Linked DNA regions of Homo sapiens: region 2 is linked to region 1. A link is a loop called in an ENCODE intact Hi-C map of the cell type or tissue named here. Cell type or tissue: PC-9. All regions are shown on one strand. Each heading gives the region's core, and the rest is flanking DNA. Links, peaks and the distances in the headings are about the cores only.

Region 1 (2,925 bases), core at 228-2,727:
ATGGTCTCCAGGTTTTTGTCACCAAGAGATGGGCGGAATTGGCTGTACTTGAGATTTCTCAAATATTGCCAATTTCTTTTCAAATGTTCTTGTTTCATCACCACCAGAAAAAGTGTTTCCTTGTACATTTCACTTAATTTTAAGCCCGAGTGTATATTAAGAAAATTTGACCCATATGTTCCTGATTTATTTACACTTAACTCATTGAACTCTTCTTTTATTACTATTTTTAACATTTTTGGTGTCCAAAATACCCAGTGAATTTTTTTTTTTAAACCATCCTTAAGCCCTTATTTCATTTTATTTGCATAAAAATGTCTAATTTGAGCTGAAAGGAAATGGAATTTGAGCTTAAATTTCTCAATTTGGGTTTGAAATTGAATTCATCAGTTTCCTGTGGGGGTTTGCAACAGAAGCAGAAAAACTATGTTTTTTTCACCTCAAGGTAGGCTTTTCTTAATGGGTAATTTCACCTTGTTGATAGGATCTAATGGAGAAACATAGATTAACCACTGGGTGTAAGTATTCATTTCATAGCAATGTGAACGGTGGGCTGGAATTGTGGAATAGCTGAAGCTGTCAAAAACCCTTACAAGGATATCCAGGATCCAATTAACTTCCTCACTCTCTCTACATTTGACCCAGAAAGAAGGAGTATATATTCAGGAAGGGGACTAGCCTTCTAGAAGGTGGGTCAGAGGTGAGCCAAATATAAGTGACACTGAGAGACTCCGGAGAAATTCACAGAAGATTCACACCTGGGCATACTGTGTTCACCCCAACCCTGACCATGGAGCACGGGGAAACGTGCCTTTGGGGTTCTGACCAAGGTAACCCTCTTGACAGCAAGAAGAAAGGTATTTGTAACTCTCTGTATTTGGCATTGCCATTGCAACAAGTCCCAAAGGAAAAACACAACCATATTTTCCCTGTTCAATTTCTCTATTTGGGAAAGGTTTACAATCCAGACCTGAAATGTAGGTTGTAATTACATACAGCATAGATCTAGATTGCATCTTCATAGGCCAAGTAAAAGAATATTGAACAATAATCCCAATTTTGCCACATAGAGTAAGCAAAATCACTCAACAGCCTTGAGTTTTCCTTTGCCGCCTGTAAATTGCTTGTGATTATTTCTCCCCACAGCCTCATATTGTAACGCTGAGAACTAGACAAATTAAGGTTCAGATTATAGTTTTTTTCTTATCAAGAGCCTCGGTTTGGGAAATTCTTCCTCTGGAGGTAGGTAGATACATCTACTTTGACATGTTACCAAGATTAAATGAGTTAATCTATAGTTATTAATTCAATGTCTGGCACAAGTAAGGACTCAGTACACGTGACTACCATATTTATTCAATTCTAGTATTTTCTCACATTTTAACAATCTTGAAAGCAGACTGTGCCCTACCATAGAAGGTATCTTATAATCATGGCTTTCCAGGTGGCAGTTGTGGTCTAATTGCCTCAGCTTGCAGATGTGTAAACATCAAAATCTTCAGCCTCAAAACTAGCAGAATGATTGTTAATGACTTGGAAAAAAATGTCAGAAACTATAGTGAGCTCCCTTCTAATTATTAGAAACCAAATAGGTAGGGAGAGAGAGTAGGGTGAGATGACAAATCAAGCATGCTTAGCAACATTCCTGAAGTGGGAGTCAAGAGCAGGCTGCGTCTTCATTACTGCAGAGCTGGCCTGGGAGTCCAGCACTGGTGGTGCATAGTTATTTTCTTAAAAGAGTTCATCACCATCTCCCTTTATGGCATTGAGATAGGTATTCGGCAGGCCTGGTTTCACAATATACAGGTCACAAAGACTCTGCTGATAAAACAGGATGCAGTAAAGAAGTGGCCAAACCTGCCAAAACCAAGATGGTGATGACAGCCACCGCTGGTTGTTCTCTTTGCTCATTATGTGCTAATTATAATACATTAGGATATGAAAGGAAACTGGCACCAGTGTAATGACAGCTTACAAATGCCATGGCAACATCTGTAATGAGAGGTGAAGCCAGCTGGACTTCCTGGGTAGAGTGGGGACTTGGAGAACTTTTCTGTCTTACAAGAGGATTGTAAAACGCACCAGTCAGCGCTCTGTAAAATGGACCAATCAGCAGGACATGGGCGGGGACAAAGCCAGGGAATAAAAGAAGCTGGCCACTCCCCCCTCCCCACAGCCAGCAGCGCAACCTGCCCGGGTCTACTTCCACACCGTAGAAGTTTTGTTCTTTTGCTCTTCACAACAAATCTTAACTGCTGCTCACTCTTTGGGTCCACACCACCTTTAAGAGCTGTAACACTCACTGCAAGGGTCTGTGGCTTCATTCTTGAAGTCAGCGAGACCACGAACCCACTGGAAGGAGCCAACTCCGGACACAGTAAGTTACCCTATATGGTCTGAAAGGGAGAGGAACTCTCAGTTCCCAGAATTCCCAGCTCCGTTCCTGGAAAACTTACAAATAATTCACCCTTTGTTTAGCATACGATCAAGAAATAACCATAAAAATAGCCAGCAGCCCTTGGGGCTGTCTGCTATGGAGTGGCCACCCTTGTATTCCTTTAATCTATTAAACTTGTCTTCACTTTACTCTGTGGGCTCCTGCTTGAATTTCTTCCCGTGCAAAGCCAAGAACCCGTGTGGCTTCCTGGGCTGAACCCCAGTTTTGGCATTTGCCCTGTGACGGCATAGAGTGCAATACTGGAAGTGAAGACTCCGACACTGACATCAATGATTTGGAGTAAATAAGTGATTCAGTACAGTCATGCTCTGAATGTAAAAAAGTATTAGGAATTTCTTAAGTCATTTATTTTGCATATATAGGCAAGCACACACACACACATATACATACACAAGAATGATAGATGACAGAAATACTCGGGTCTTATAAGAGCCTTCTCAAGTATAACATAAGCATTCTAAGTGGTA
Region 2 (2,925 bases), core at 197-2,696, 73 kb after region 1:
ATACAATCGTATGCTATTCTGCCAGAAAAAAGAATAAAGTACTTATATGTACAACAACATGGATGAACCTCAAAAACACTATGCTAAGGAAGCCAGACACACAATACTGCTTATTATATGAGTTCATATATATGAAGCATCCAGAAAGGCAAATCTGTGGAGACAGAGAATCTATTAGTGTTTGCCACAGGATGGAGGTTGGAGGAGGGAATGGGAAGTTACTGCTAATGGACACAAAAAATCTTTTTGGACTGATGGAAATGTTCTAAAATTGGATTGTGATAATGGCTGCACACACTTTAAATTTACTTTAAAAAACCAGTGACTTGTATACTCAAAATAAATGAGTTTTATAATATGTAAAATATCCTTCAGTGAAAGCATTGAATGAATAAACAAATAAGGAAACAAATAGAGAAGTAAAATGTGGATGTGCAAAAAGCAGTCAGGAGGCCACTGTGATAGCCTAGGTAAAATGTGAAGTTTGAGTCCAGGGTGGTGGCCTGGATGTAGAGAAGGAAATAAGTTTGAGAAATATTTAGGAATTAAAGTCAACAGGAACTGGAAACAGACTGGACATGGGAACTTCGGTTTGCCCGCTCTCCTCTAGAAATGCTAAACTGCTGTGAGTATTTGAACGCTCCATGCTCCTTCTCATCTTTCTGTCTGTGTGTATTACTGTGTTCCCTGGGAGTGGCTTTCACACCGTCATCAACCTGATGCACACCTGATTCCATTAGAGACTCAAATCTAGTATCATCTCCCCTTTAGAACCTTCCCTGACCCACCCTACCACTATTGGGTTCCCACAGCACCTCCTGTGCTTTTCTATATTTGCATTTTATTGTACACCGTTGTTTACATGACTATCACTTCACCTTCATTGCTGCTGTCAAACACCTGATACTTAGGTCTTCACTTCCATCATAGCATCCCAGCTAGACATGGCCAACTGATCACAGCACTCTCCTGCTGAGCACTGAGCATACCGTAGATACCACGGTACTCAGGATGCCTCTCAAAACAGTGCCACAGACAGCCTCTTGTAACGAATTGGCTTTGATACATCCATAAAGTCTGCTTCTGACTGTGATGTTCTTGATGCCATGTATATCTTACGTGTCCTCTGCACCATGTACAGAAAATGGATACAATAAATGGATAAAAACCTTTTCAGGAAGATGCTTCCAAATATTTCTGTACTTGATATGCAATGCAAGTTATTCCTACCTACTATATATTTTGTATGGCAATGGCTTCTGATTTTTACCCTCAGATAGCAAAAAAATTGCCGAATATCATACTTTTTTCCATATTTTCTTCTAAATCCTGTGTTTTGTTAAGTGTAGGCACAGTCTATAGTCTTCCATCATAAACTACCAGACTACAGTGATGGGCCTTGGGCTTTATACAGTAGTTTTTATATTTTAGACATTATGTCTTTGAGGGCTAAAGCTTCCTAAGTCGGGCATCAAGATAATGATTTAGTGATTTATTCCTTTGAACCAGCTACTTTGGTGACTCATTTTTCTCCCTAACCCATGCTATTATACACTAATCCATGCATAACTTCCCTTTAATACAGATGACACAGACTGTTTACTTAGGATGGTTTTGCAATATGCACACTAACAAAGACTTTGTGAGCAGGAAGAATACCAGTTATTCAACCAAGTTTAAGAAAACAGCTGAGTGGTAGAGCAGCTTAGCAGGGTGTTAAACATCCATTAATAATGGCATGGTGACAAACTTGAAGGTTTTGATTGTAGTTCACATAAGCACTCCAAATTCAAGGCTCAGCCCACTGTATTTCTGGGTTTCTGTTAGCGAAAACTTGACCTGAACATACAGGATGTCCAACTACAAGAATGTTATAAGGCAGATATTTTCACAGTAGCTTCTATGATACTACTATGGCGTAATACATATTACACATTAGGTAGAAATATAAGACACTTTCATTCTTCTCATTTCTTGCACAAGACATCAAGTGCAGAAAAATTATCAGGGTGAACTGTTTGATAAGGCAAAGAATGAGGTGATGCCTTAAGATAAATGTCTCTATGACTGACACAAAAGTCGAGTTTGGACAATTGAATGGTGTAAGCGTCACTCAGAAAATTGACTCATCCGCAGCAACACTGGGCAAATGAGGTTGCAGGTAGATGCACTAGAATAGAGTAACTTTTTTTTTTGAGACGGAGTTTTGGAGTTTTGCTCTTGTTGCCCAGGCTGGAGTGCAATGGCGTGATGTCAGCTCACAGTAACCTCTGCCTCCCGGGTTCAAGCGATTCGCCTGCTTCATCCTCCCGAGTAGCTGGGATTACAGGCATGCACCACCATGCCTAGCTACTTTGGTATTTTTAGTAGAGACGGGGTTGATCGGGCTGGTCTCAAACTCCCGACTTCAGGTGATCTGCCCGCCTCGGCCTCCCAAAATGCTGGGATTACAGGCATGAGCCACTGCTCCTGGCAGAGTAACCCTTATTTTATCTTCCTTTTTCTGGTATCTTTCTAAATCCTTCCCAGCCCTTCTCCACTTTGCATAGCTAATCATGCTGCATGAAAGCTGTCTGTCCTTCCTCTAAAACACATTTGCACCCCTTAGCTTAATCCAAGGCAAAAGTCCTTCAGGAAGCCTTCATGTCTGGCCTGGGAGATGGGTTTCTACAAGTCCTGAGACTTCCCTTCTGCACTTCTTTCCTTCTCCTGTTCTAGCATGTATGTATCTTAAATTATTAAAATTACTTGCTTACTTGTCAAATTTCCCCAATAAGACTGTAAGCTCAAAACGCTGGTATTATGCCTACCCTTCCTCCTTTGAGACACCTCGCTAACACACTACCTGCATTTAAGTAGCTGTTTCATAAATATTAATTGAATAAATAAGTTGCATTATATAAAATTGTACCTTAAATATTTGAT

What was found. A loop is a pair of places that touch in the nucleus more often than their neighbours do. Peaks named below come from ENCODE experiments on the same cell type or tissue, not always from the same donor. Only the 100,000 strongest peaks of a DNase experiment are listed, where the experiment ranks them.
Region 2: a loop joins it to region 1, with 10 times the contacts of the local background. A loop is called at or near these places in 2 of 110 quality-filtered maps.

Annotation. Positions count from the first base shown.
Region 1 is chr15:95,871,441-95,874,365 of GRCh38, reverse strand. No RefSeq gene overlaps it. Among named protein-coding and RNA genes, the nearest start is that of LINC00924, 440 kb to the right of the region's middle. In PC-9, for the core only: no CTCF peak of the experiment used is centred there; a DNase peak (open chromatin) is centred at 1,695; H3K27ac peaks cover 2,007 bases.
Region 2 is chr15:95,798,675-95,801,599 of GRCh38, reverse strand. No RefSeq gene overlaps it. Among named protein-coding and RNA genes, the nearest start is that of LINC00924, 370 kb to the right of the region's middle. In PC-9, for the core only: no CTCF peak of the experiment used is centred there; DNase peaks (open chromatin) are centred at 1,629 and 2,129; H3K27ac peaks cover 1,583 bases.